Linked DNA regions of Mus musculus: region 2 is linked to region 1. The links are chromatin loops, found by intact Hi-C in ENCODE. Cell type or tissue: gastrocnemius. All regions are shown on one strand. Links, peaks and the distances in the headings refer to the core of each region. The heading gives the core; the rest is flanking DNA.

Region 1 (15,107 bases), core at 2,863-10,862:
CTTCATACCTACTTAGCCACGCCCACTTCTAGATAACTTAATTACATATCATTCTATTCTCTGACCCAGGATGCTGAGTGGTACAGGGGAGAATCACACACACTAACCGATGGGATGATGCTAACATTGTAAGTGGGGTTAAGAAGGGCATAGAAACAAGGTGTATGGGAGTAAGACTTCAAGCACCTAACGTGAACTCTATAGGTCGTCTACCCAATTTTTGGTTCTGTGAACTGGAACTTGCCTGGGGCTCTATGTCTACCACTCTATGACTTTATGATGTCCAGCTGCCACTTTGTCTTCAGTGAAACTTGAGTATCCCATGATGTGTCCAGGCTCCCAGAAGCAGGTCTTGAACTCTGTTCTACTCCAGTGGTCTCTCTTGTGGAGAAAGGAGGGGCTTTGGACTTACAGTTTACCTCTGACCTTCTGCTTGGGCTCTAAGAAGCAGTCCTCAGGGGCCTCCTGAGCTTTCTACCATCCCCTCTCCTGCCATTTGTACATGGCTCCTCCATCAACTGTCCCTGCTATGTCTCACAGCTTCTGCCTCTCACTCCTTACTACCTCCTTCCTTTCAGCCTGTTAAAGCTTCTATTGTCTTTAAAAAAAAAGCAAAACAAAACAAAGAAGTCTGGTACATATAAATCACAGACTCCCTTCATCTCATCTCTCCTCTCTGCCTGCCTTCCTGAATCTTCTAACTAGTGGGAGTGGTCAGGGACTGACTCCAGCAGAAACTGGACTGGAAGTCATCTTCCCACTCTTCTATCACACAATACCTTCACTTCAACATGACAATATTCTTATTTATGTTAGAAAATAAACTGGCTCATTCCAAGACCACAATTATCTTATACCTGGTCTAAATGTCTCTTAATAGTATCAACTTACAGGAGCCTGATATAGCTGTCTCCTGAGAGGCTTTGCCAGTGCCTGACAAATACAGAAGTGGATGCTCACAGCCATCTATTGGATGGAGAACAGGGTCCCCAGTGAAGGAGCTTGAGAAAGAACCCAGGGAGCTGAAGGGGTTTGCAGTCCCATAGGAGGAACAATATGAACTAACCAGCATCCCCAGAGCTCTCTGGGACTAAACCACCAACCATAGAAAACACATGGTGGGACTCATGGCTGCATATGCAGCAGAGGATGGCCTTGCTGGTCATCAATGGGGGTGAGAGGCCCTTGGTCCTGTGAAGGTTCTGTGCTCCAGTATAGGGGAATGCCAGGAAGGCAGGAATGGGTGGGTTAGTGAGAAGGGGGAGCGGGAGGGGATAGGAGGTTTCAGAGGGGAAACCAGGAAAGGGGATAACATTTGAAATGTAAGTTAAGAAAAATATCTAAAATAAATAAATAAATAGTATTAACTTAGTACAGTTAACTGAGATATAAAAGACTTATCTTTAAAAAAAAAAAAGTAGATGATAGGTATACATCCCCCTGCTTAATTTAAGTACATAAAAACTTTATTTTAGGTAAAGGGAAAGTGGAATTTTCCATGACTTCTAAGTCCTTAGGGAGAGTAGCATTCAAACAGGAGAGATGCTTATCAAGTGTGACAACTCGTCAAAAAGTTCCTCAGAGGGCTGGTGAGATGGCTCAGTGATTAAGAACACTTCCGAAGATCCCAAGTTCACCGAGTTCAAATCCCAGCAACCACATGGTGGCTCACAACCATCCGTAAGAAATCTGATGCCCTCTTCTGGGGTGTCCTAAGACAGCTACAGTGTACTTACATATAATAAATAAATCTTTAAAAAAAAAAGTTCCTGAGAAATCAGATCACCAAATCTCTTTTTTTCAGAAACAATGCTCAGAGTTCTGGCTGGTTAGAATTCTGTGCTCCAGATCAGTTTAAAGACATTCTTAATCCAAACATGGTAAGTAGTATTTAATAAGATGCATAAATAAGGTAGAGAGAGAACAAGAGTGACTAATATAAGGCCCCGGCTTGAAGGCTACGTGCCCACATGGGAATATGTTCTGTAGACAACAGCTCTGAGCTAGAGACTGTAAAGCTCATGTTGCTAACAATAGTATTAATAGCCATACTAGTAATATGATACTTGGTGCATACTTGGTCAGCAATAAAAATAAAGCTGTCTCCTAACTGCAGAGTCAGAGTGGACATTTTTAGTTCATTCTTGTAAGTTCTTTTTTGTTTTCATTTTTGCGATATCTCAAAGGCACAGCCAACTTTAAGTGGTATGGAAACATTTCTTAGTCATTGTTTTGTGGAAAAGAGAGGTGTGCAGACCGGGTCTTCTTGGACAACTCTCCCTGTGCCTACATGACATGGCATTTTCAGACTCCCCTTCAGCCTCTCTGTCCCCTCGTCTTGTGCTGGCTCCTTTCTAGGTGTCCTGCAGTTGAGTGTTCTCCAGGACTCTGTCCTTGACTTATTTTGCTGCTTCCCTCCTAAGGTTCTTGTCTTCAGCTATCACATTTACCCTGATGACTTTTAAACATTAAGTTCTTATCCTGATCTCATGTCTATGAGGATTTCATAGCCTCAACATCTACTTTATCCATAGAATGCCTCGATCCAAACACTTTCCCTGTCGTTTTATGTCTGTTTCTTTCTCCATAATACATATGTCTAAGTACATGTGTTATGTGGTAATAACTTTCCCATGGCTTCGTTCTCTCCTTTGTCTCCAATATCTACTGTCATTAACACTTAATATTTATTATCTTATGGTTCCTTTCTTTCCCTTTGCTACATCTGCACTGCCAAATTAGAGTTCTATGAATAGTCACAAGTTTGAGTTTTCTTTTGGTCTATCACGAGTTTCTTCAGACTCTTCTTTCATTGGCCTCTTGTCGTCACTTGCACCTCATGTTGACTTATTGCCCAGACTTGTACACCAGTTTGATTCCTAAGGTCCTGCTCTAGCAATTTAATAAGAACCCTACAAATGAGGCACCCACTTTTATCGTTCTCTAACATCCGAGACTCATGTGGCCCTTTCCCGTTGATTAAGTGGTTCCTGAGCCTGAAATGTCTTTCTTCATCATCACCCAGATTTCCATCATTTCTTCTGTGTGACCTTTCTCATAGCAACGAGCAGACATTTCTGGTCTTTTTATTTTTATTTGACATATAATACTTTTATCCTGCCAGTATGATATTTTAAAGGAAAAGGATGAACTTTCTTGTTCTGCTATAAATTCATATACAATAAACTTTCAATACATAGCTATTTATTACTTGATAAGGACCTGTATTATGAACAAGGCTTGGCTTGGACTTAAGAGCATTTATCTCATGTCCTCTGAGATTCCTTGTCCAGGGACAGGCTAGCCCTTGACACTGTGACAAGAAAACAGGACATCAAACAGCTTCCTTCTGAACAGGCAGACGGTAATCCATTTCCAACCACTGTTACTGTTACCTACGGCACGGTATGAAATGCCTGCAGTGGGGACAGGGAGCCAGGAGCTCATTCAGAGAGAAGACGTTCTGCCTGTCACTCTCCATTGGGAACCCAGCATAATTGCTTCAGGTTTCCCCAGTCATTCCTGCTCTGTGTTGTAAGCACCCAAGTTGATGTTCTGCTATCCACTTGCTATTGGCTATTTGTTCATTTACCTTTCTTTTTTTTTTTTTTTTTTTTTTTTTTTTTTTTTTTTTTTTGCTATACAATCCATTCACTCACTTGAATTAAAAACCATAGATACCATTATAAGTTTTTCATCAGCCAGAATATGACCTCATCACAAAATTGTGAATTTGTGAGATACAAACCCAAAATTTTTATCCTAAAAGAGAAGCAGGAAGTGCATATATTTTAAAATGGGTACAGTGTGTTAGGTGGCTTCAAAGTTCCATTTTGATCTCTTTCCTAACCTGCCCTATGGAAGTATACATTGATATGAGTTGAATTTTAATCAAAAGTTGGGTCAAAACAAATCCATTAAAATTTGCAGGTCAAAGCAAAGAAAGGCAGCAAACATTAGACCTCGGAGTTAAAGACATCATAAAATGGCGATGTTGATTCATCCGGGATCCTAGCATTAACTGGAAGTAAATCTTGTGTAAGTCTCACTGCTTTGTTAAGTCTACATTGAGTTCCTCTGGATGACAACTGAATACCAGGTAACAGGCCATTTCATAAGATAGTTCTCTGCCAAAGCCTGGATCTTTTGTAAGTCTAGAAGACTTCCAGTAAACCCAAGAAGGAAAACAAAACAAAGCAAAAACCTCAAAACAAGGGTATGGGACTCTGCCATGGTTGGTTCCAGGGCTGAAGATTTTAAGGTCTTTTAAAGTTCCTCTAGTACACTGTTTTCAAGACCTAGGACATAAAATCCTGGCAAGTGGCCTGCTGATTTTTTTTTTTTTTACTAACTCTGAAAATAGCCCCTACACAAAGCATTTCCAGGCTCTCTCTCTCAGTGGGATAAACTGTGCAAGCAGGTTTCAAGCATCCCCAGGCAGTAGAGAGAAACATCCCATTCAGGCGATGGCGGATGGTAGGACAGAGATAAATGCTCTGAAGTGACCATGTTCCCTTAGTACATTTTCAAAGGGAGGGATGTGACTCCAATGGCTGTTTTTAAAAAATGCCACTCCTCAATCACCACAGAATAGCTTTGGCCGAGCCAAGGGAGAAAATGATATATGGTTTGGTGGGAAGAACATTATTAGTCTTGGGGTCTAAGTCTAGACTCTGCCACTACTGGTATGAGCTTAGGTTCCTCACATGAAGGAAGAAGGGGTTGGGTTAAATTATATCTAATATAAAGTATAAATTATTGCTGAGATAAATACACATAATATATTTTGACTGTAGATATAGTCCTCTGTAATAATGACTTTGGATCTTTCCTAAGGACTGAAAGACGTGGCCCAGGCTTTCCCGACCCCACATTCAGATGGTACCCAGTGTATTTCACTTACATCACTCAGTGCTTTCTGGGCCTGGGCTACCCTTCTCAGCTCCGGACTGTCATTATAGGGATAAAACAATGCCTTGTCTGCTTCCCAGTCTTCAGTGTACAGTTTCTAATCAGAGAAGAGCAAGAAGTGGTGAGAAAACAAGCAATACATGAAATATACCATTTGAACTGCATCGATGACATGAGGCACCAAGAGCAAGGTGAGAGCCGAGGTCAGGAAAAGTCACAGACAACCTCCCTCCTCCATTGGTCCACGTTATTTATTTTTGTTAGTAGCTTGTCCTACCTCTAAAAAGTCGTACTTTTAGATGCTGTCTACTATCTATGACTTTACCTGCCTCCTGCCTAAGGAACAGGGAAGTTCTATCATAAAACAAACTGCTAATTAGGGTGACAGCCAGGGATATCCAAAGAAAAACTGACAATCTAAACAAACAAAGAAACAAACCAACCACTGCTTGGTCAACTCCCTAATCAGTTCCCTGGTGCGTCTTGATTCTCTCCATGTTATGTTCCCACCCACACGTTGTTCAGGTTCTCCAGGGACTTTCAGCCACCCTGCCCAAGCATGATCCTCAACAGGGTCTGAGGGTCCTCCTGGTCAAGCCATAGTCCCACACAAGCCCTGAGGCTACTTGCAGAAACACAGAGAAGCTGTGCTCCAAGTTGTCAAAAGTTCAGCAGCTATGGCTTGAAGTGTGCAATGGGACATTAGACAGAGCTAGCCCTCCTCACCTTACTGAACATGGCTGTGTTCTTGACGGCTTGGACAAGTTCAGGGGCATCAGGGGGAAGCAGGTACTTATCCTTGGTGTCTTCCCAGTTCTGCTTGTATAAAACCTAGAGAGAGAACAGATGGACAACGATGGCTTGACAGAGCAGTGAAGTTGGCTGCACACAACTAGGAAAGTGTTGACCATGCTAACATCCTAGTATTCCTTCTCAGCATCAGTAAATTTTTGCTAAACAACAACAACAACAACAACACCTTCTGATTCTGATTTTCAATTTCTTTCAAAGATTGTGATAAGCTAATTAATACAGCTTTCTTTTGACTTACATGATAGTCTAGAACCCTTTAATTAGCTGCCCACATTTGAGCTTGGAAATTTCTCATAAAACTTTTGCTTTCTAAACCCCTTTAAAAACAAACAAGATGGCCTGATTTTGTTTTAAAGGGAAATGGAGGAGTGGATCTGGGCTGGGGATTGGGAGAAGTGGAGAGAGAGGAGATTGTAGTCAGGATGTAATATATGAGAGAATAATTTTTAAAATTAATTAATTAATGAAAAAGGAATACTCACAAAAGAATAATGAAAAAGAGAAAGAAAATTTCTGATTTTCAATGGCAACAACTGATAACTTACAAATCTATTTCAAAGTTTAAACAGCAAATAAGATCTTGGCTTTTATCTTGCAGTAAATAAATAAATAAACAAACAAATAGACAAGATATCAGGACTGTACTTTTGCAGCATCCTGCCCCCTCCCCCAACAGAGTAGCAAATGCCTTTTCAGGCAAGTCAAGAAATCTTCAATCCATCCCCAGCAAGCTACAGGCCACTTCAGTCCTCTGTGAAGCCTGCTATTCCATGTAAACATCCCGCTCACATAATCTGTGAGCAGGATTATGGCACTCAATCCACACAGAAATGGACCCTACGCATGCTGTTGACTATCCCAGGGCCACTCATCAACATGACCTTACCTTGCTGACTTGCTGCGACACTTTCTTAGCATGTTCAATGTCTTTTGCTTTTTCATCCACATGACAGATAGTTTTAGCAACATCTCCATCCATTCGATACTTAACCTGCAGAAACAACACATGACTGAACTTCACAACCAGCATGGACATACATCTAAGGCTCTTATAAGCCAAAGACTGTATGCTTGCATCACAAAGCAAAGAAGCCTGAATTTTAGCTAGGAAGATCCACAGAGAACCTCCTTTACTTGAGGAATGAAGCCCACCTCACTGAGTTGATCCTGGACTTTCTTGATTCTGCGAAGTTCTGGAGTATCACTTGTGATGGCGTATGGCTGTCCCTTTGCTTTCTCATAGTTCTCTTTGTATTTATTCTGAAAAGAATACTAGATATTAGCCTGGAACGGGACCAGACAGCAGCAGAAAGTTCAGGCAGCACACACATCCTCATCTGATTTTTTAAAAAAATCCTTTAAGGAATAACAATTATCAGTTGCAACAGCTTTCATTCTGTCCCATACCCTCTCAGCAAAAACTAAAATAGATTTGTAAATTGTTCCTCCAAAACAGGATAGGATCCTGGAGTGTTGTTACAGACAATTGTCTTGGATATGCTCGAAAATAATTCTCTTGATTTTTTTTTTTAGGTTGCACACATATACAAAAGCCTGAATATAGATTATTCAAGAAAATGACTTGGGCCTGAAAAGACTTAATTGCTGATACAACGCAGACAGACTTTAGAAGCTGCAGCTGAACCGCAGTGGTTACAAAGCCATGGTGCCAGCTGAATTAATGGGAAGCCCAAATTATGGACTATTTTATAATGATATGCAAAGTTATTATTTCTGCTAGCTATTCAGTGAATCCTTGCTTTAGTAATAATATGCATCGTTTATAACTATCAAGGCCCTCAAAGAATATTCTTGAATAGTCAACAATTTAAATTACACTGACTATTTAGACATCAGCCACTGGCAGTCTGTGGTGTGGGTGTGTGTGTGTGGGGGGGTGCCAGCACTCCACTCAGAATATCAGAAATTCCAGGTTCCTAAAGTCCAAATTAGTGAGATTATATGGCAATAAATTAATGAGATAATTTTGTCTTTATTGAACACTGTAGAGAGAAGGAAGCAAGAAGGTCTTGTTTAGAATCCTTCAAAGATCCAAATTAGAAATTTACTTCATAATCTCCAGGAATTAATACAACCAAAATCGAATCTTTAGAGGCCAGTCACACATGGAAACTTTAGGTCTTGGTTTTGGTCCCACATAACATGATGTCCCCCTGAACAGCACATCTCTCCAAGCATCTAGACCACATAGAATCAAGCTCCCTAGAGAGATCTTAGCCTGACATGGAAATCAACAAATCAGATCTACTGAAATAGGTGTATCTCTGTCCTGGCAGGCACTGCCCATTACAGGACTGTGGTGGGACTGTAAGAAGCAGAGAACATTGACTCTTCAATCATCCTCATTCCAGGGTACATGTGAGGACACCTGGCAGCTTTGAAGACTCCTTTTGTACCAGATTGAGCCTCAGACATTAAGCAGGAATGCTCTGAGCACCAGTAGTTTTAAATCTTGTAGGCAAACTGGTTGTGCAGCTCTGCAGAAACCTCATGGTCCTGGGTTACCCTTAAATGCTCTGATCCTCACTTTCAAATGAGTTCAGTCTCATCTTGGTTTTCTGAATCACAAGTCCTTCTTGAAAACCATTTTATAATCATCCATGCCATTGGATACCCTACAAGGCTCTTGTACTCAGTTTATCTGTACAACTCAGCTTCTATGAACAGACTTCCAGTAAATAAGTAAAGAAATAAAATATTCGTGTTTCTGTTGCTCTGGATTGGCTATGCAACACGTGTTTTATAGTTAACTCCTGTGTCATCTTGTGGTAACAACAAGGGTTCATCCTGATGTTGCAGTGGCTTGGGTGAGCTACTCAACAATCCAGAGTCACCCATAAAAGGCACATTTCTACAAAACTGATCAGTAACTTCTCAGTCATACAACTGCATAGGAGGTGGTGCTTAACTTACTGAGCTGAAAAGATCCTGCATTTTCTGACTGTGTTGAATGTAGGGGGTCATGAACTTGGACGAGTCCACCTTCTTTCGGATGACCTTCTTCCGCTCCACCGGCTTTGCTGGTTGTGGCTGTGCCAGCGCTGGTGTGGCAGTTTCTGATTGGCCATAGTCCGATGTCCTTGTCGTTGTGGTCTCATAGACTTCTGTAATTGTCTGAAAATAAAACACGTGGCTATGAAGTAAAAACTAACACAGTGACCTTGGTGTATAATGTTCTAATTTCAGTCATTCTGACATCCCCGGTGCTCCTTTTCCATATACAAAACAAGCCAAAGCAGGAAAATGCGTATTATATTCATACATCCATATGAAGACACGTACCATGTATAGCCTAGATATTGACTAAGACATCACCTGTAACCTGTATTTTCAGAGATCTCATTAAATATCTTGAGGGAGTATTTTAAAAAAAATTAGAGAGTCTTAATCATGTCTTCTTAAGTGAGGGCTGAGGCTGTCGCTCAATGGTAGAGCCCTTGCTTAGCATGTACAAGATCCTATGTTCCACCTCCAGCATCGTCAACATAAAACAAAATAATAAGAATCGTTTCAAGTGGTTTAGATCAAGAAAAAGCAAAGGAGACCTGGAAATGAAAGGCTATTAAAAATAAAGCTTAAATTCTTGATCTTAACGTTTAAGTGGCTAAGAAAGACCAGTTGCAATTCCTATAGGCATTTCATCATTCTGTATATCATGGGGAAAACCCAAAACCTTACAAAATGAATCACATCAGGATTTGTATTATTCTCTCGACTTAGTTCATGAATCTGAACTAGACCGCCATTTCTGCCGGGGACCAGAACAATGGTGGCGACATAATGAACAAGTATCCTCTCAACAGTCTTAGCTAAGCAGTAGCTGGGAAGCCATTGTTTCTTACAGCAGGCTGTGACGGAAACGCTAAGATTCAAAGTTGGAATGTAGTTCAAGGTTAGGAGTAAGGGACGCAGGGGAAGACGGTGAGCCACAGAGGCTTCAAAGACCTGTGGAAGATCATGTCCTTCAAGACAAAGATCTCCAGTCCAAAGCAGAATTCTAGCACCAGCAAGAGGAAGAGAAATCTGATAAGGCGACTGTAAATCTGACAAGTCCCACTGTTAATTGGTTAAACTCTGCCTATTATTACTCAAGCATGCCTGGGCATGAGGAACCAATCAAACTTCCAAGGTCACGGGCTCTTGGCATAAGTGTCACAGTTTGCTGCTTTGATTAGTATGTGCCATGCTCAAGGAGAAACAACTCCATGCAGAAAGTAAAGTACGAGGCAGGGGGATTTCCAACTTGGGATTGTTGACAAGAAAATAAAAGCCTTTTCTTGGAATTCTCAGGAGCACCATCCCTGGTGGCAGAGACTTTACCCTGCAAGTTACAACTTTACGTAGTGAAACTGTGAGTCTGTGCCAATCACAAGTCCTAGGCATCCCTCGTGTGACAGTGTAGGAGAAAAGGGAGTCACTGGCATGGCCTTCATTCAAACGTATCTACGCACAAGTAAACCATGCCACATGCAGTAGGGAACCCTTTCTAGCCATCTGAGCTTAGCAGAGTATAAAAACATGTGAATTAGCCTATCAAATGTGGAGTGTGGACTTTTATTTTCTTTTATTTTTTTCAACTTTTGGGAATTGGTTTATTCCTTCTATCATTTGGCTCTCCAAGATTGAGGCCAGGTCATCAGGCTTGGCAGCAGGAACCTTTTTTTTTTTAATTTTTTTATTAGATATTTTCTTCATTTACATTTCACATACTATCCTGAAGGTCCCCTATATCCTCCCCCGCCCCCAATCATACTCCCCTACCCACCCACTCCCACTTCTTGGCCCTGGCATTCCCCTGTACTGGGGCATATAAAGTTAGCAATACCAAAGGGGCCTCTCTTTCCACTGATGGCTGACTAGGCCATCTTCTGCAGTACCAACTTCTGAGCACGGGAGAGTGAGCACCCTAAAGAGACTCCCTTTCGCCATCTTTCTGTCTCTGAGGGAAGAAAGAAGCTCTTCTCTAATGAGAATCGGTTCATGCAAGTGTGTGCTGAGTCTTACCTCTCCTGGCACCTCTTCGTAAACTGTCTCCTCTGTGTAGTACTGTAAACAGAGCACAAGAGTGTCTATGAGACAAGTAGAACAGCCAGCAGCCAGCCCTCCCCTGCTGCCACTGAACCTGTGAGGTTGCTCCCTGGCTGACTGGATGTGGAATATCTGCAGGGAGGAAGGAGGTAACGTCCTGTTCCTATTCTGGGATCTATTTTCACTTAGGAAGTTTGAGTAAAGCTAAAAATGCACACATCAGATCTAGCAAGAAGTTGCACACCGTCCAGCAAGATGAGGGGTCTGAGGTGCCTCTTAGTCACTGGAAGCTATTTTCCTGGGGCAAGAAACACTTGCCCCTTAGAATTTCTGTCCCAGTCTGCTTCCTGTTGCCGTGAGAAAACGCCACCACTAAAAGCAATTTAGGACAGAAAGGATTTACTTGGCTTACACGTCACATGACAGTTCCATCCAGGGAAGTCGGGGCAGGAACTCAATCCGGAGCAGAGGCAGGAGCCATGGAAGAACAACACTGCTTATTGGTTGCTCTCACTGATGCCCCCCAGACTGCTTGCTTTTACAAGTGAGGACCACCTGCCCAGGAATGGCCCTGTCCACAGTGGGCTAGGTCCTTCCACGGCAATCATTAATCAAAAATGCCCCACAGGCTTGCGTACTGACCAATCTGATAGAGGCAATTCCTCAGCTGAGGTTCCCTCTTCTCAGGTGGACAAAAACTAACCAGCACCATATCTAAGAGAATCTGCTTGGGAGAGGACTCAGGGTGTGGTGGGCATACAAAGGGAAGCTACTACAGGACTCACCGATACCGATTATAAAACAAAACACAAACCTACTGTGAGCAAATGTCTACTAATATTCACATCTGTTGTTCCCATCTCCCCTGGATTACTACGAGTGTCTTCTGGAGTGATGGCTGCCTCTTTTTCAATACAGTATAGCCTACATCCCACTCAGCACTTGCCTCCGCTGAAGCAGCAGGTGACTTCACTAGCTTAACTGGGGTAGAATATCTGTGGGGAAAGGGGAGTTGCTGAGGTTCAGTTGGTGTAGGTCATAGGAAGAAAGGGGAGGGAAAGGCACCTCATGGGACTGTGGAAAGTGAGGCTGCAGTTTGCCACTGGGCCTGCAGCCTGGATCTGAAACCCACTCCAGGTTTGTTCTCTGACATCATGAGGAATAAATAGATGCAGAGAGGAACTGGCTGACATTTTGTCTCTGGTGCCTAAGGAGAGTGGAATCCTGCCCCAGCTTCATCCAGTGCTGCTGGGCAAACGGCAGGCATGGCTTCTGTGGGTCAACGAACTCAACCAAGGGATGGAAAGGAAGTACTTGGCTCATTTTCTCAATCCAAAAAAAAAAAAAAAAAAAAAAACAAGGATGGAATTTTATGCTGATGTTCTTTTATTTCTGTCAGGGAAGCTTTTGAGACGGGGGCTGGTGGGGCAGAGACACTGAAGCAAAATTCTCCTCAGCGCCCTACTTTCTCCTGCCCTTGGTTCAGTAAGCTCTCCTTGCCCCAGGCCTGCTGAGCTATTCACCGTGGTCATTAACTATATAAAGCTCACTTAATGTTCCTTACATTTGTACTTATTTTCCATTTAAAATTTAATTTTTGTGTGCACGCATCTTTATATATAGTAATAGGCGCCATGTGCTCTCAGGACAGAGGAGAGCTCTTTACCCCTGTGACTTCAGCGCAGGACAAAGGCCATTTAGCCACTTTAAGTAGTACTACTGTTTAGCACTGAGGTCAAATGGAGCTATTCCATTGGTCACACAGAGCCTGAGTAGCCTGCAAAGAAATATTTAACTACAATGGATGATTCCCATCGATTTTAGATTTTCTTAACATCCCAGTAAAAGCAGCTTTTGTGAGCAATGTGGTTTCACCTTTTCTGGGATCTCACAATGGGGAAATCTGTCTTGGAAGTAAGCTCACAAAAACTACAACATCATCCAAGTGCTTGGTATGAACTTGAATGCCAAACCTCATGCTTTTAGAGTTATTCTGCTAATCAGGCAGTGCGTTACTGCTCCTTTCTCCTTCTTCATTTCAGTCCATATAGACAGTGCCAGCAATATTTTATTTCAGATATCCAAGAGCCATGGATTTGAGACTGGCTACTCTTTTTGAGCCAATCCTCTTGGATCTGCAACCACCCAATGCTTGTGATCTTTTCTGAGACCAAAGAGACTAGAGTTCAACACTCCCTGACAGGCGATCTATTAGTTAGTATGTGCTAGTCAGACCACAAGCAGGAATGGGAACAAGAGAGCGAGGTTGGAATGCCTAAAATAGCCCCTTCCACTGTCGTGACGAGCTGGCTCAATCAAGGCTAACACAATGCCCTTAAACACTTTACACAAACACTTAAAGGCTAAGGTAGTCTGACTGGAGACTTGAAAATGTTCCTCTGATTATCATAACAGGAAAGAAATTATTCATGATTACTAATTTATAGTGTGCTTATTTAATAGGGATAGTTCTGACTTCTCCAAACTTACTTTAATATGCTCATTAGTGATGGTGCAATTCATGAGAAGCTGCAGCCACCGACATAGGAGTAGAGAGGTACTCACTACCTCTGTCAGATACAGCTTGGTTTTTATATACTTCAGTAATAACGGTAATTTTATTTATAGAATAAAAAATTTTCTTTGCCTAAATAGAGATTGATTAGCAAGTATAAATTCTAGCACCTTTATCCAGAGTTTTGTTTGGGACAGCTCTTCTAGTTAATTTCAATCATTAAAAAAAAAAAAAAATCAACAGATTTTCATCTGTTTAGATCATTGTTAATTGGAACTTTTTAGGCACTTTCAATTTCATAGCAATATATTAACACAGATTAGCCTCAAGCCTTTGGGTTTCTGTTCTAGAAGATAAAGGCAAGAGCTGCTAAGGAAAGGAAACACTGAGATTACAACAATGTGACACTAACAGGAAGTACACATTAATTCTGCAAAACGTCCAGGAGGCCACCAATGACTTGGGAGGACGTTTTCAAGATAGCTGCTGTAGTCTTAGTTCTCAGTCAAGATTCAAAAGCTCATCTTGTTTACTTAAGTATGATGGAGTTGGTGGGAAAGTGGCTCCAGCTGTCTCTCTGACCTTCATGGGCTCACATGTGTATCAGTGAAATCATGGGAGTACACACACACACACACACACACACACACATACGTGTACACACACACAAGCGGCTCATAGATGGCTCCTCCTGTGTGTAACACCTCCCCTATGCAATTCAGCTAATTGAAGCAGATTCCTTCTCTCTTGGTGCAGGTGCTGGGAAACGTGCCTAGGGCCCTTTGATCGCTGGGGCTGGGATGTGGGAAAGCAATCCTTTTAAAAGGTAAAGTAAAACCTATCTGCACCTACAGCCCGGCTTTTGTTTGTTGTGTTGTTTGTTTTTGGAGCAGTTAAGAAAAAGTAAAACTGGGAAGTAGTGATGCCCCCTTTCACTTCCAGGTGAAACGGAACATGAAACATGCCTTCTTTGTACTTTGTTGGTGACTCTTTGGGATGTTATAATAGATGATGTGTTTTTTCAAATGACTGATTCACCCCCTGGCTTCAGCTGTCAATACACAGAGTGTTTTGCTGCCGGAGGGGCTCTCTTCTTACCTCTATCACCTCCTCATACTCTTCCTCATCCGCCATTTTTCCAGAGTAGTAGTGGCACCTACAAACTTTCCATATGCCATACAAACAAAAATGTATTAGTATTTTCTTATACCATAAAAGAAATTTAAAACCAACCCATTCTACACTAACATATATGTATATACATATATGTTATGTATACATATATATACACATATACATATATATAGTGGGTTAAGGGACACGTAAAAACAGTTTACAAATCAAAGCTTCCATTTTTCTCTCCTAATACCTTCGGTATACCCTGAGCACTGCCTACTCATCCAAGATTTACTCAATTCAAGTTTTATCAAAGAAAACAACGCAGTTTGGACTCAAGAGATGGGACTTAAATGACCAAACATTAGGCAGGAAATATTTTCAAGCAAAATGTTCAGCGAAAGAAAATTGAGTGTGGCTTTCAGTAATTGGAGTTTTGCCTCATAACCCCCAAACTCTAGGCAGGCTAACTTTGTTTTCTGCCTTGGTCTCGAATGCTATATGAAGTATATCTAATATTAGAACATGTAGAATAAATCTGCCCATAAATTTTGAAATAGAAGTATAAACCTCAAGGCAACGGGGTTATTTTCTTCCGGAAAACCATTGGCTTCCACGGATATCCTTCCCTTTCTGTAGCTCTTGTTCAAACCTGAAAAATAAGAAAGAAAAAAAAAATTAAAGCACTGCTTGAAGTACACAG
Region 2 (15,107 bases), core at 2,781-10,780, 61 kb after region 1:
TTGGGGGCCCTGTGTTCCATCCTATAGATGACTGTGAGCATCCACTTCTGTATTTGCCAGGCGCTGGCATAGTCTCACAGGAGACAGCTATATCAGGGTCCTTTCAGCAAAATCTTGCTGGTGTATGCAATAGTGTTTGCGTTTAGTGGGTGATTATGGGATGGACCCCGGGTGGGGCAGTCTCTGGATGGTTCATCCTTTCGTCTTAATGAGCTGAGAACTTATTAGTTAAGTTAGGGTTTTACTGCTATGAACAGACACCATGACCAAGGTAACTCTAATAAGGATTACATTTAATTGGGCAGGCTTACAGGTTCAAAGGTTCAGTCTATTATCATCAAGATGGGAACATGACAGCATCCAGACAGGCATGGTGCAGGAGGAACTAAGAATTCTACATCTTCTTCTGAAGGCTGCTAGGAGAAGACTGGCTTCCAAGGAGCTAGGATGAAGGTCTTAAAGCCCCCATCCATAATGACATACTTCCTCCAACAAGGCCAAACCTACCAATAGTGCCACTCCCTGGGTCAAACATATTCAAACCATCACATTCCACTCCCTGACTCTCATAGGCTTCTTCAAACATATAAGTCTATAGGGGCCATACCTAGCAATAGCATAATAAAAATTCATTTAGGCCAACTTCCAAATTCCCCATAGTCTATAGCAGTCTCAATAATGTTAAAAGTCCAAAGTTCAAAGTCTCTTCTGAGATTCATCCAATCACTTAACTGCAATCCCCAAAACAAGACAGCAAACCAGCTGGGCAAACTCCAAACTCTACATCTCCATGTCTGATGTCAAAGCAGTCTTCAGATATCCAACTCCTTTTTCATCTTTGCTGACTGCAACAAACTTTTTTCCTGGACTGCTCCTACTCCCTGTTAGCAGCTTTCCTCAGCAGATAACCCATGGCTCTGGCATCTAAAACATCTTGGTGTCTCCAATGCAACTTCAACTTCACAACTTCTTGTCCCGATGTCTGGAATCCACACATGATCTTCTAGGTTCCTCCAAAGGGCTTAGGTCATATCTCCAGCTCTACCCTCAGTAGCACTATAGTCTCTGGCTGACTCCACTACACTGTTGCTGCTGTTCTTGGTGATCATCCCATGGTATTGGCATCTCCAATACACTGGGGTCTTCTGCTGCAACTAGGCTTCACCAATAGTCTCTTATAGGCTCTCTTCATGGTGCCAAGCCTCAACTCCGTTTCGTGACCCCATTAGTCCTGGACCATCAACTACAACTGAGGCTGCACTTTCACCAATGGCCTTCCATGGACTCTCACAGTGCCAAGCCTCAGCTGCTCTCCATGACCCCATTCATATCTTCAAAACCTGGGTGATTTTTACACATTACCAAGTCTAGCTGCAGCTCATGGTACAACCTTGGCTGTCTTTCGAACACAGTTTCTTTGTGCTCTCAGAAAAAAACTTCCCAGAAGATTTCACCTCAGTGATGTTGGTCTCTTCTTAATCACTGCCATTTCTTAACTCCAGCTAACCAGCATCAATTGTCCCAGTAGTCCCTTCTATTCTTGACTCTAAATCCAGAGCCACATGGCCAAAGCTGCTGAGTTCTGATGCTTGCTGGGTCTGGAACATGGCCCCTCTTATTCTACTACCACTTTCTGTTTACCAACTCCCTCACTGCCTAAGTTTGGCTGTCCTGAAACTTTCTCTGTAGATTGACCTTGGACTCAGAGGTCTGCATGGCTCTGTCTCTAGAATGCTGGGATTGAAGGTATGGTCCACCATGCCTGGACCTAGGCTTTCCTTTACCTAGAACCTGCTCTGACCCAGGCTGGCCTTGAACTCAAGAGATCTGCCTGACTTTGTCTCCTGGGATTAAAGGTGTGTATCACCATGCCTGAGCCAAAGCTTTTCATGGTCTCTGTTCCTCAAGATCCGGATAAAAAGCCTATGTCATCCAGCCTCAAAATCTGGATCACAAGTATGCCATCCATTCCTGTATTGTAGTTCTTTCCAGGTTAAAAGTCCAAACTATTTCATTTGCAACTGCAAACACAAACAATGGGCTTAGCTGGGTGGGATCTTGCCCTGAGATCACCACTCCCTTAGTTCAATTTAATATCCTTGAACACAGGATTCTGCTCCATTTCACTTCCTGGTGCCCTTTTAATACTCAAACCATATATTTAATATTTTTCCTTTCTGGGCTTGCTATACTTGTTCAAAGAGCTCTTCATGAGACTTAACCAGAGAACAAAGTCTTTGTTGGGCTTTTCTGAGACTTCCTTCATCAATGCAATTAATACAAATCTCTTTACCTTAGCCTCAGGTAGACTCTACAGATAAGGGCAATATGCAGCCACGTTCTTCACCAAAATATCACAAGAACAGTCTCTTAGCCACATATTAGAATTCTTCTCCTCTGAAAGCTCTAGAGTCAGGCTTCCACAGTTCAAATGACCATCAGCAACTATTCCTACTAGGATAGTCCATTAAGTCCTGCTTAAAGCAATTCCACTGCTTTCCAAATCTAAAGTCCCCAAATCTACTTTCTTCCAAACAAAAGCATAGTAAGGCCCACCAAAACAATACCACAATCCTGGTACCAACCTGTGTCTTAGTTGGGGTTTCATGGCTAAGAACAGACACTATGACCAAGGCAACTCTCATAAAGACAACATTTAATTGGGGCTGGCTTAGAGGTTCAAAGTTTCAGTCTATTATAATCAGGGTGGAGCATGGCAGTATCTAGGCATGCATGGTACAGGAGATGCTTAGAGTTCTACATCTTCATCTGAAGGCTGCAGAGGAAGACTAGCTTCCAGGGAGCTAGGATGAGGGTCTTAAAGTCCACAGCCACAATGACACACTTTCTCCAGCAAGGCAACACCTACTAATCATGCTACATCCCTTGGCCAGGCATATTCAACCCATCACAACCACTATGTGTGCATTAATCCATAGTTCCCTGCTCTTGACTGTAGCTGTAATGTGACTACTTCTTTCAAGTTCCTGACACTTGGATTTTCCTGAAATTATGAATTTCAATCTCAGATTGCGAGGCAGATAAACTTTCTTGCTTAATGTACATAAATTGGGCTACAGGAAACTCAACAAAAACAGACACGTAAGGGAAGATCAGATCCCAAAGCCACCTCCAGATGATAGACTGTCTAAAGAAGACAAATGTTACTCAAGTGTTATTGAGAAATGAAGGCAAACCTTAAGTTATATTTTGTTGCACATACCACTTAGTCATAGAACGTTGTTCAGTCCATCACAGTTGCATGACTTCAAATGATCTGTTTCCCTATTTCCTACTAAGCTAACATGAAATGGTATTATGATGCTCCCAGGAGGCAAAGAACCAAGAAACCTTAGGAACTCTGGAAGACCATGAGAGGACACGTCTGTCTCCACACCTTCCCAAGTCCAGAATCTCTGTGGAAAGTGAAGGTAATAGAAGCAGTCCTTCTGTACTGACAGACAGACATCCTCAGCATGAGGAAAAGCTACGAGACCACAGGTGTGTGCCCCTCATCTTGCTTCTCAGATTTTCTACTCTTTAGGGCTCCAAGATGGGGAAAGGGTCAAAATAAGGGAAGAATCATTCAGAAAGAGAGACGGGACTTTAACATATTTCATTTTCAGGAAAATACCCATTTGACCAAATAGGCATTACTTATTTTGATGGAATTGAATAGTTTTAAAGAGTTTTTATAGCTATATTTTGATTTTAAACAAATAAGCAATTACTTTATTTGGAAATATTTATATATTTAGTTTCATCTATGTGTTATGCTGTAGAAATTTAATTTTAAAAATCTGGTGTTTGTAGAATTATCTGCTTATCTTTTCCATTTTTAAAATTAAGGTATGTTTTATAATAACAGTAAGCCATATACTTTTTAATGTATATTCCTGTGAACTTTGACAGACATAGACATATAGTCACTACAATAAATGAATGTGAATGATCCCTCCATGAGAAATGTCTACTGTCTCATTTTCTAATTAACTCACATCTGTCAATTAATTCTACAGCTCCTGGAAGACACTGGTATGTTTTCTTTTGTTGTTGTTGTTGTTGTTTTGTTTGTTTGTTTGTTTGTTTGTTTGTTTTTTCAAGACAGGGTTTCTCTGTCTAGCCCTGGCTGTCCTGGAACTCACTTTGTAGACCAGGCTGGTGTGTTTTCTATGCCCTTGCAAAAAAAAAAAAAAAAAAAAAAAAGTTATATTACTGTTACTAAACAGCCACTGATGTAGTTTAACTGATATACAATAATTTGTACACTTTGCACAGTTTTGAGTTGGTATATATTTTTGAAACCATCATTATAATAAAAATAACAAATATATCCCTTCTCTTCAAAGGTTTCCCTTGGCCTCTTGATAATTTCACCAGCCTTACCTCCCCAGGGTTCATACCCTGGCAACCTCTAGTCTGCTCTGTAGCATTGTAGATAGCTTGGCATTTTCTAGAAGTTTTTACAAATTTTGTACTCTTTGTCTGGTTTACTCTCAGCAATTTTGGTGTCCACATGCTACCGGGGGAATTGGGGTTGCCTTCGGTGGCTTCTTTATCTTTTTAATATAAGAGTCCAAAGACAGACTCAAAAGAAGGCTTGAGGACCATTTGATTGGCGTCTTAAAGAAAAACAATCTGTCAGGCAAGCTATAAATATAGACGGCTGCCGGGAGAGGAAGAGCGAGAAAAGGAAGAGAGCCTTTCCCAGGCCAGCCCCTCCGAGGAGGTCTGCTGCTAGGTAGAGGGACTCAGAATCTTCAAAGAAAGACTGAGGAAGTCGAATGTCAGGGAGAGCATGTTTAATGCTCTTGGCTGGCTCTGAAGGAACAAGGAAGAAAAGGGCATATTAGACTTCTTGTTCCCACGGAAGAAAGAGTAGCAAGCTCTTTGGGGGAATGGCTTCTCCCGTTGCTATTCTCAAGGCTGCAGTTTTTCCTCTTGGCTGTTTAGCTCTTCTTCCCTCTCTAGGTCATAGAGCCTCAGGGCCAGCCGGACCCAGAAAGGGATGGGGAAGGGAGGGCGTGGTGTAAACAAGCTCAGTCAGAGACAGCGGAGGGCCTCTTTGCTGCCAGAGTCTGATTCCAACAATTCCAAACAGCAGTGACAATTCTAACTAGGGACTCCTTTTAGGAATGCCCTTCGTTCCTTTTTTTTATACAGGCAAATACGTCAAGGTTTGCTCTCTGGAGATTTTCAGCGCATCCTGTCCCAGATTCTCATTTGGTTATTTGTCAACGACTGGTTTTCATGTTGCCCATGTGTGCACAAATGCACATGAAGGCATGAAACACGTGAAGGTATCTCTCCAACTTACTATTTTTTTCAAGATAAGCTCTAGACTGGCTGACCAATGAGCTCAGGGATTCTTATCTTTGACCCCTGCCCTCCATGCCAGGGTTACAGATACTTGTCACCATACTCAACGTGTTTTTACATAGAGGTTGTCATAATACTTACGTGACAGGCACTTTACTGACTAAGCTATATCCTCAGCCTCAGGAGCGTCTCTCTCTCTCTCTCTCTCTCTCTCTCTCTCTCTCTCTCTCTCTCTCTCTCCTCTTTCTCTCCTTCCTTCCCTCTCCTCCTCTTTCCCTTCCTCCCCCCTCCCTGTCCACACCTCTGACCATATGTCAATATTCACATGTATGCAAGTGAGGGCTTCCACATTTGGAGGTCAAGGACAGTCTTGGGGGTGTCTTTCCTTAGGCTCCATCTGTTTGTTCTAGTTTGCTTTCTGTTGCTAAGATAAACGCTATGACCAAATGTGACCCAGGAAGGGAAGGGTTGATTTCACCTTACAGGTGACAGCCGATAGGGAAACCAAGGCAAGAACCGAAAGCAGAAATAACAGAGGAGTGCTGCTCATTGGCTTGCTCTCTCTGACTCATGCTCAGCCTGCTTTCTTAGAGCACCCAGCACTGCCTGCCCAGGGGCAGCACTACCCACAGTGCTGCCTACATCAACTATCAATCAAGAACAAACCCGACACAGAAGTGCCGTAGATAAATCTGGTGGAAGTAACTGAGTTTTCCTAGTCCCAGTTAACTTAGTTGGCGGCAACTGAACAATAAATATGAACCAGCATAGCATCAACTCTTTTTTGAGTCAGGATCTCTCAATGGAACCTACCAGTGAGTTGTTCTGGCTGGCCAGTGAGTGCCTTCTACCCAGTACAGGGATTGAAGCGTGCCTCGATTTCTCTGTAGGCACTGAGGAATCTGAACTTGGGTCCTCCAAAGTGCCAGGTAAGAACTTTACTTGTTTTCTCAGGCGCAATTCTTCTGAACTTCTCTCTAACTCTTCCCAGAATTCTCTGCCTACAGTTGTTGGGCCATCGCGTGTCGTAGACTCCAAGATAGCAGGTACAATAGCCTGTAGAATGATGGGATTGTCTGACCCAGGAAGCACGTTTTAGAGTCTTGGTTTGGCTTATGCAAAACTGCATTCAAAATGTCTCACTTTTAAATTCCTCTGCTACATATGTGCAGAGCATGCTCAGTGGGAGAGGACACACCTAATCCTGTAGACACTTGATGCCCCAGGGAAGGGAGGATTCCCTGGTGAGGCACCCTCTTCAGAGGCAAAGGGGAGGGGAGATGGAGGTGATGAACTCTGGGAGAGGGACCCAGGAGGTGGGGGGCAACATTTGGAATGTAAATAAATATAATAATTCATTTTAAAAACTTAAATTCCCTCCTTTTCCCATGCCTGGCTTTGTTTGTCTATTCCTGCTGCATTGGAGGCCTCTGTAGAGCTGTTCTCTCAGCATGGAGTCTGGCAGCCCCAGAGCCTCTCTGAGCTAACTGTTCCTCCTGTGCAGATCATGTCTTCCTCTGAGGTGGAGAGACCTACATCCTAAACACTTCTCAAGTCTCTTCTCTTTAAAGCTAGCACAGTTTAAGCGCATCTTCAGTCTTGCCTTAAGCCCTGCAACGCTGTCCGCTCACCCTGCCAGTCGTTCTCGGGATACACCGGCTCATCTCATAGTTTGTATATGTTTATCTTTGTATATGGTTTCTCTGCCAGAAAGATTTACCTCCTTCCCCTTTAACCTTATCAATTTTTTTTAAGGCACAATTCCAATGCCACCTCCTTCCATAGTCCTTTCTTGATCTGTTCCCTATATGAATTAACCAAATACCGTGATTATTATAATTCTTTCTTCATGTAAATATGTATATGTGTATACAGGTATACCCATATTTGTAAGAAGGTATATGTATACACGTGGAAACCCAAGATTCAGATTCCCAGTCTTATTTGGGACTCTTCATTGATGACTCTGTCTTATTCATCTCTCAGCTGAACATAGAGTTTGTCTATACAGATAGTCTGGCTGGCCAGCTTACAACCATTGAGTCTCAACCTTCCTAATGGCACTGCCCTTTAATACAATTCCTCATGTTGTGGGGACCCCCAACCATAATATTGCTTCATTGCTACTTCATAACTATAATTTTGCTACTGTTTTGAATCATAATGTAACTATCTGATACGGTATCAGATATATCACCCCCTCCAGGGAGTCATAATCTACAAGTTGAGGACCAACCACTGTTCTAAGCCTCTTTCTGAGCCTTAGAATCCAGATGAGCTGCCATGAGCACATGGAGTATATGTTGGAAATTATATTGGCTATATGGGTCGAAAGGTCACAGAAAAGTAAACCCTGAATGGGCAAGGTTGTGGGCACTTCACAAGTCCTTGTCAGAGGGGTGAAGAAGTCAGGAGGCACAAAGAAGAGCAGAAGAGCCTGCCTGCTCCTGATACCCAATACGGCAGAGGGATGGCCCATTTCACAAGGACAGAAAGCCAGGCCACTTCAGGGTGTTAGGTAGCAATTCCCATCATCAGTGGTCCTTAACATCCCCTGTCACATTAGCACTGTGTACACTTAACTTTCCAAGGCTGTTCCAGCATATAGAGCAGCCTGAGAAACAAGTGTTATGGTTTTCTAGATCCCTCACCCTAGACTGGAGGCTAGGACTGGATTACAGAATGAATACTTAATGTGCACAAAGCCCTGGAATTGAGCCCTAGCATTGCCCAAACACAAGGCACGGAGAAGGGATGGTATAAAAATGCCTGGTAAATTTTTCTTCGATATGAATAAAATGCTGTGCCTATCACATCTCTGTGATCCCCAAAAGACACATTTTTGAACACAAGGAAAGGGGAAAGAATATGCTAGAAGATAGAATCGTATCAAGAATTATTTGTTACAATGCTGCTGCAGTTATAATGCTGCCCTTAGAGCTGCACACTGAATTCTGCCCAGGGTGTTGGTTCCTTAATGTACCCCTCATCCAAGCAGAGGGTACAGTTTGACTCCAGCTTTGAATATGCTAGGCCCAGGGAGTGGCACAATTAGGAGGTGTGGCCTTGCTGGAGTAGGAAAGGTGTCACTTTGGGGGTGGACTTTGAGATCCTTCTTCTAGCTGCTTGGAAGACAGTCTCTTCCTGTTTCCCTTCAGATCAAGATGTAGAACTCTTGGCTCCTCCAGCACCATGTCTGCCTGCATGGTGCCATGCTTCCTGCCATGATGATTATAGTCTCAATCTCTGAACCTGTAAGCCAGCCCCAGACAAATGTTGTCCTTATAAGGGTTGCTGTAGTCATGGTGTCTCTCACAGCAATGGAAACCCTAAGACAGAGGGATAGCCTCACACTGAGGAACTAACAATTAAAAACTAATACTTCTGAAACCCAATTCGTTATTGTTTTCAGTGAGATTAACAATGTAGGCTTCAGTTCTAGACATCAAAATCTTCCCCTCCCTCTGCCCAAAAGTTCCATCTGCATTTTTTGTGAAAGCAATCTTCCAACTCTTGCACCTTCTCTTGAATTCCCATTGTAGGTTGTGCAAGCTACTCTAGTTGTGTGCAGTGGTGGCTGTTCTCGGTTTGACTACATCTGGAACTAAAACCCAAGCAGCTGGGGACACCTGTGCATGGATTTCCTTAATTAAAGCACGTGAAGTGGGAAGAGCCATCTTTAATCTGCGTCACACCTGCTGGAGGCAGGCTACATAAATAAAGGACATGGAAGAATGAAGATGTTGCTCTTTTTTCCTTCCCTCCCTCCCTCCCTCCCTCCCTCCCTCCCTCCCTCTCTCTCTCTCTCTCTCTCTCTCTCTCTGTGTGTGTGTGTGTGTGTGTATGTATGTATGTAAAAAGGGTAACCATAAGGTTTCCTTTGACTTTAATCAGTAAACTACAGGCTCATCTCCCTTAAAATACAGCCCCTGAACTAAAAATTACTTCATGATCTTTTTTTAAATGAGCCTTTTCTTAGAGTGACAGAGCCAGCTGCAGGACATACTGTCTATGGCAAGGACATCACAGGCACTCTCCCCTTGAGTAAGACTTCAGTCCTCACAGTTTGGCTCCTTTTCACACAGGCAGAGCACAGTGACATCTGTTCACAGCCCTCAGAATGCTATTGCTACTTGTCCCGTGAACTTAACAGGCCCGCAGACCATCACACAACTGACACCATGAGATAAGTACCATTCTCCAGGCCTTAGAACCCAGCACCTACTAGAAAAGAGAACAAAGTCCTAATCTATCCAAGTCCATAGTCCTGGGGAAACTCCTAAATGTACTGACCTTGATTTTTGGCTCTTGTAATCCTGCTTCTGGCTGATCTTAACTAACAGAAGTGGGTCAACCCAGGATGTGTTTTTGTGCTTAAAAGCCCACCATGAAAAAAACCTGTGTCTGCCCTTGGGTCCTGTACTCCCATTATTTGTTGGTTGGCTAATTAAGACTTTCTCTTGGCTTGAGCCCATGTCTGAGTGGTTTTCTCTGGCAGATACCTCACATCACGGCTTTTCCTGTCCTCCCACCATCAGCAAAGCAGAATCAATGCTTAGCAAAAATGTCTGACTTCCTCCTTTAAAGTAAGTTGTTTCAGTTTAAAAACATGTATTACTAATATCTAAACTGTTAGCTTGCTGTCTGCTATGAGCAGACACATGCTATGAGAGCATATGAATTTTAATTAGTGATGTGAAGTCAGAGCGGAAAAATCGTAAGAAGCATATTTCAGGTAGAGACAGAGCCATTTCTGAGTTCAAGGCCAGCAGGGTCTACACAGCCAGTTCCAGGACAGCCAGAACCACTAGAAAGCCTATCTCAAAGCACCCCCCTCAGCTCCAAATAAAGCATATTATTACCTATGTGCCTGTTCATTATACTCTTTTCATTCTTATGGGGTCTCTTTGTTATAGTTTAATAGTAAATTTATAGTAAATTGTTTAAATAAAATTATTTTATATAAACTTGATAATGTACTCAAATATTTGGAATAAGTTGTGAAATAAAGTGACCATACTTTACTTTTATGTAACAGAATATAGCTTTGAACTCATGGCTCTGCCTTAGACTCGTGAGTACTGGGACTACAGACCGGTTTCACCCAGACCAGGAGACAAAAGGTAGCCTTGTATCCACCCTAGAGAAGTCACTGCTGTCTGGTGACACTCCCTACAAGCCCTTGTCTATACACTAACTTAAGTAGATGGGTTGACATTTATTTTAAGAGGCAAAAAATAAATAACTGAATAAAGAATAAATAGTTTATATTTATCATGAAGAATGTTGTATAAAGATTCATCTGTGTAAGAGGGCTTTTTTTTTTTTTTTCCCCCGAGACAGAGTTTCTCTGTGTAGCCCTGGCTGTCCTGGAACTCACTTAGTAGACCAGGCTGGCCTCGAACTCAGAAATCCGCCTGCCTCTGCCTCCCGAGTGCTGGAATTAAAGGCATGCACCACCACGCCTGGCTGTATGAGGCTTTTTATCTGGTAAAATTGGTATGGCAGTCCTTTAAACTTTAAATGGGCCTGATTTTTTTTCCAAGGAAAAACAAGCAAGTGATTTTACAGTGTGAAAAATAGCCCCCTTCCCAATTAAAAATGTGATTACTATTCACTCTTTAAAACTGATCACCAAAATGTCATTAAATAAACCCAAAGTACGAGCATATACACAAGATTAGTAAACATGTTCTGTCTTTTTTCTGTGTAGTTTCTTTATATAGTCCTGGCTGTCCTAGAACTTGCTATGTAGACCAGGCTGGCTTCAAAGTCAGATCTGCTTGCCTCTGCCTTCCCAAGAGCTGGGATTAAACCTGTGCTCCACCATGCCTGGCCCAATCATTTTCAATCAATTATTCCTATCTTAGTAAATCTCCTTTTCTATTTCTTATTTCTCTTTCAAGAAACAACTACTATAAAGCCAGGCCTGTGGTGCATCCCTATAATCCCATGGCTGAGGAGAGGATGCTGATGCAGAAGGAAGGTCAGGGCCATTCTAGGCTATGCAGCAGGATGATGCCCCCATCAGGACCAGTTCCAACCCAGGACCAATAATTCACACTTGTCCAGAGCAAACAAAGCAGTTTCTAACTAAAAGTAGATTTAATGACACAACAATTCTAGGCATATAGTTCTTAAATCATTTCACATTGTGAAGAAATATTTGAAATACAGTTTTAATGGATACATTTTAATTTGAATGGGACTTTTTCGGGCTCAGGGTTGACAGCTAGTTTAAGCCAAAACTCCTTCTTTACCCAGTTGATTTTACTTGCGTCTTGAATGGCCAGAAGTCTAATCGTTTCCCTTAAAACAGAAACCACACACAATAAAAACTAACATGTAATGTTGATCACCTCATGACTTACAACCAATTAAAATGTGTAGTTAGTTAATTTAATTAAAATGCCTTTTAAGATTAAAGATACTAGATTAGTGAGCCCAGTCTACTACTGATTAGTGACATCATCAACGACCTGCCAAATTATGTTTTAGTATCTTTTTTCTTTGGATACGGGGCCTCCTGTATTCCAGGCTGTCCTTTAACTCCCAGTGTAGGTTTGAAATGTTAATCCTCATGCTTCCATCTCCCGAATGCTGGGACGGCAAGGGCGTGCCATCATCCTGTTTGTGCTATGCTGAGGTCTGAACTTGGCTTTCTTGCACAGGAGACAAGCACCTTACCAACTGAGCTATATGCCTAGCTTCCTGAATAATTTTGTCAAATGTATAATGTTATTTAGCATATATCCCAAGATAGATGAAATATAGATGCTACATTGCTCAGCTGGAAACACTTGAACAAACACACAGACCTAGCTGCTCTTAACCAAGAACCAGGGAATATCCAAGACACAACTAAAGCCCTATGAACAGTTTGCTAAGGCAATGCTAGGCACAGTGCTCATATCACTTTATGATATTTATGTGCTAACTAGCAGGTAAAATGGACAACCCCTGCAAGCCTTGTGCTCATTGACAGCCCTAGAGAAAGTCATGCTGGCCAAGCTGATGTGAAACTGAACTGAACAGAACCCCTGACGAAAGATGCTGTCTATAGCACCCTGCTAAAACATAGAGGAACCGTGCTGGGCACGGGGTGGGGTGGGGAGGCGCAGATGTCTGTAATCATTTAGGCAAAAGAGGCAGGATGGTTACAATTTCACATCAAAAACAGCTACACAGTGAGTTTTTGGCCATCCTGGGTTACGGAAGAACCTGTCAAAACATGGGAGAATCTCAGAGTACGGCACCGAACAGAGGTACTGGAAGGGCCTCCCCAGTGTTACTGTCAAGCTCAGTGTTCAAGACTATAGGTGGAAAGGCTGCTCTCTGTGTGACTAGGAGAGGGCCTTCTAGGTGGAAGGAACACGCAGTTTCAGGCCCCCTGCAAAGTCCGATCCATTTTGAGTTGATTATTTTAAGAGATGAGAGGGACTGACTTCATGCTCTGCACATGGGCGTGGTTTATTTCTAGAAGGCGATGCTCCTCAATGCCTCTTTCCCTTTCTCGAAAGTCCATTGGCTGTGGATATGTGGGTTCACATCTGAGCTCAGTTCTGCCCCATGAATGTTCAGCATTTCTGGTAATGTTAAGCTGCTTTCAGCTGCTATAGTTTTGTAGCATAACTGAAATCAGGCAGTGCAACGTCTCCTACTACGTCATTGTTTTTTTGCTCAAGATTGCGTCATTTGTCTTGATGGGATCTTTGAGTATCTGTAACTTCCCTGCATCAGTGACCTGAACTGGGAACCAAACGACCCCTGCCTTTGTCAGAGTATCAGAGCAACTGGAAAAGTGCTAAGACAGTGTACAAAGAGGAGTCATTTTTAAAATTCACTTTTTAATCAATGGATTTTCAAAATAAAAAAACTTTAATGGACAAAACATTGTATCTAGTCCCCCAATCAACAATTTTTTTTTTTGGTTTAGTAAAAATGTCATTTTCACAAAGTCAATGTTTGTTAGTGTTAATTACAAAATACGCGTACAATTGATATGTCAATCTTATCTGCTTTCTTTCAATAGGATTTCACAGATGAGTTATGGAGAAAGAGTTTATTGCTAAGAACATTTAGGTAGTAGTGAGGCTAAAGCCTCACAGCTTTGGAAACATGCCTGAGGCTAGGCCACACCCGTGTAGAACTGTGGGCGTAACCCAGTAGCTTCTGCTGGGCTGCTTCAGTAGGCTGCTGAAACTAAGATTCTTTCCCCACACACTGCATTGTGCTTGCTTATTTATATTTTTAAAAATAACCTTCAGAATGGAGGCAGCTGTCTCAAGAATCCTTCAGAAGCAACCGGGTAAGGCAATGAGTGAAACAGGCAAGCTCCCTTATACATACATATACATACATATATATATACAACACACACACATATATATACATATAACTGACAAGAATTCTCTCAAAATGCTTCACAGTTCAGGCTTCCACACAGGATGCAAATGGTTCTGTGCCAGCAAATCAATACCTACCGGTTACCCAGACCTCACAACTGGGGTGGGGGTGGGGGGCATCTCATAAGTAAATGTAAATTAAAACATTTCTGTGTTCTTTTTCATTCCTATTAATACAACCCCCTTTGTTGTTGTTTAGACAGGGTCTCATGTAGCCCAGGCTCATTTCCAACTCATTATGTAGCCAACAATACCCTTGGACTTCTTATCCCCCTGCCTCTATTTCCTAAGACCTGGAATTACAGGGCTGTACTGCCATGCCTACTTTTATCCAGTGCTGGGGACGGAACCCAGGGCTTCCTGCACGTCAGGCAAGCACTGTACCAACTGGGCCCTAACCAGATTCTCTAAAAGCAACAAAAACGACTCAGTGCTACTTTCAAATCTCAATGTACCATGATCTACCTGGACTAGTACATCCAAAAGCAGCATCAGAAAAGCAGCAAGCACGACGCTGTTGCCTATGGCCAGTCCCAGTAATGGAAACTGCCCCCTAAGTCTTCTCTACTTCCACATATAGTGAGATCATCTGGACTCTGGTTATCCTGCCTTCTTCCACATCACACTTGTCTACCATTTCCCCTCCACCATCACATTTCATCACATGATTAAACTCTCCAGTCACGTGTTGGCCATTTAAGGATGGGCCCTGGATGGGCCAGTTGAAAGAATTAACACATGACTTCCAACAAGCACCAACCTTTACCTTTGAACTCTGGTGCACGGGCAGTGTATCTGGGATCTTGAAAACGTGGCAAAAATCTTAAGCATGTGAAGCAGATATGGGAGATAAACTCTTGAGTTTTTAAAAAATCTTACTCCTCTGTTGATCCTCTCACCTCAGCTGCAAACAGATTACCAGGGAGGGAAGAAATGGAAAGTTCTTGGTAACCAACCGCTCAGGTGTACAGAAAATAACCAGTAGCCATGTAGCATGGCGTAGTCACTAATCTACCTCACAGTTCTGAGCAGAGACACAAACCCTAGGCAGACTCACACATACAACGAAAGCTATGTACAAAGATGAATCTCAAGGACACATTTGGTAAAAAAAAAAAAATGCTCAAAAGGCAATGACAGGTGACAGATCATTTAATATTCTTTTTTTTCATATTTTATTTTATTTTTTTTCATTTTTTATTAGGTATTTAGCTCATTTACATCACTTAATATTCTTTAACTGAAATTTCACACAGCCAGTAAAAGTGCAGAGGCAGGACGTTTATACAATTTGTAAAAGGACTCTGAATCTATGATGTTCCAATTCACATAGTTACCAAAGAAATCTAAAATAGGAGGTATTGTTTTCGTTCCAAGACCAGC

The links. Peaks named below come from ENCODE experiments on the same cell type or tissue, not always from the same donor. Only the 100,000 strongest peaks of a DNase experiment are listed, where the experiment ranks them.
Region 2: a loop joins it to region 1, with 2.2 times the contacts of the local background. A loop is called at or near these places in 8 of 42 quality-filtered maps.

Annotation. Positions count from the first base shown.
Region 1 is chr2:52,320,060-52,335,166 of GRCm38, forward strand. Neb (nebulin) reads right to left here. Exons shown (of 157, transcript NM_010889.1): 2 at 14,975-15,056; 3 at 14,387-14,451; 4 at 10,750-10,791; 5 at 8,659-8,859; 6 at 6,877-6,984; 7 at 6,611-6,715; 8 at 5,638-5,742; 9 at 4,904-5,008. The coding sequence starts at 14,422. Among named protein-coding and RNA genes, the nearest start is that of Neb, 11 kb to the right of the region's middle. In gastrocnemius, for the core only: no CTCF peak of the experiment used is centred there; no DNase peak of the experiment used is centred there; H3K4me3 peaks cover 7,923 bases; H3K27ac peaks cover 6,046 bases.
Region 2 is chr2:52,381,251-52,396,357 of GRCm38, forward strand. Gm13522 (predicted gene 13522) reads left to right here. Exons shown (of 4, transcript NR_166117.1): 2 at 3,332-3,501; 3 at 5,164-5,300; 4 at 8,862-9,058. Among named protein-coding and RNA genes, the nearest start is that of Gm13522, 10 kb to the left of the region's middle. In gastrocnemius, for the core only: no CTCF peak of the experiment used is centred there; no DNase peak of the experiment used is centred there; H3K4me3 peaks cover 859 bases; H3K27ac peaks cover 3,174 bases.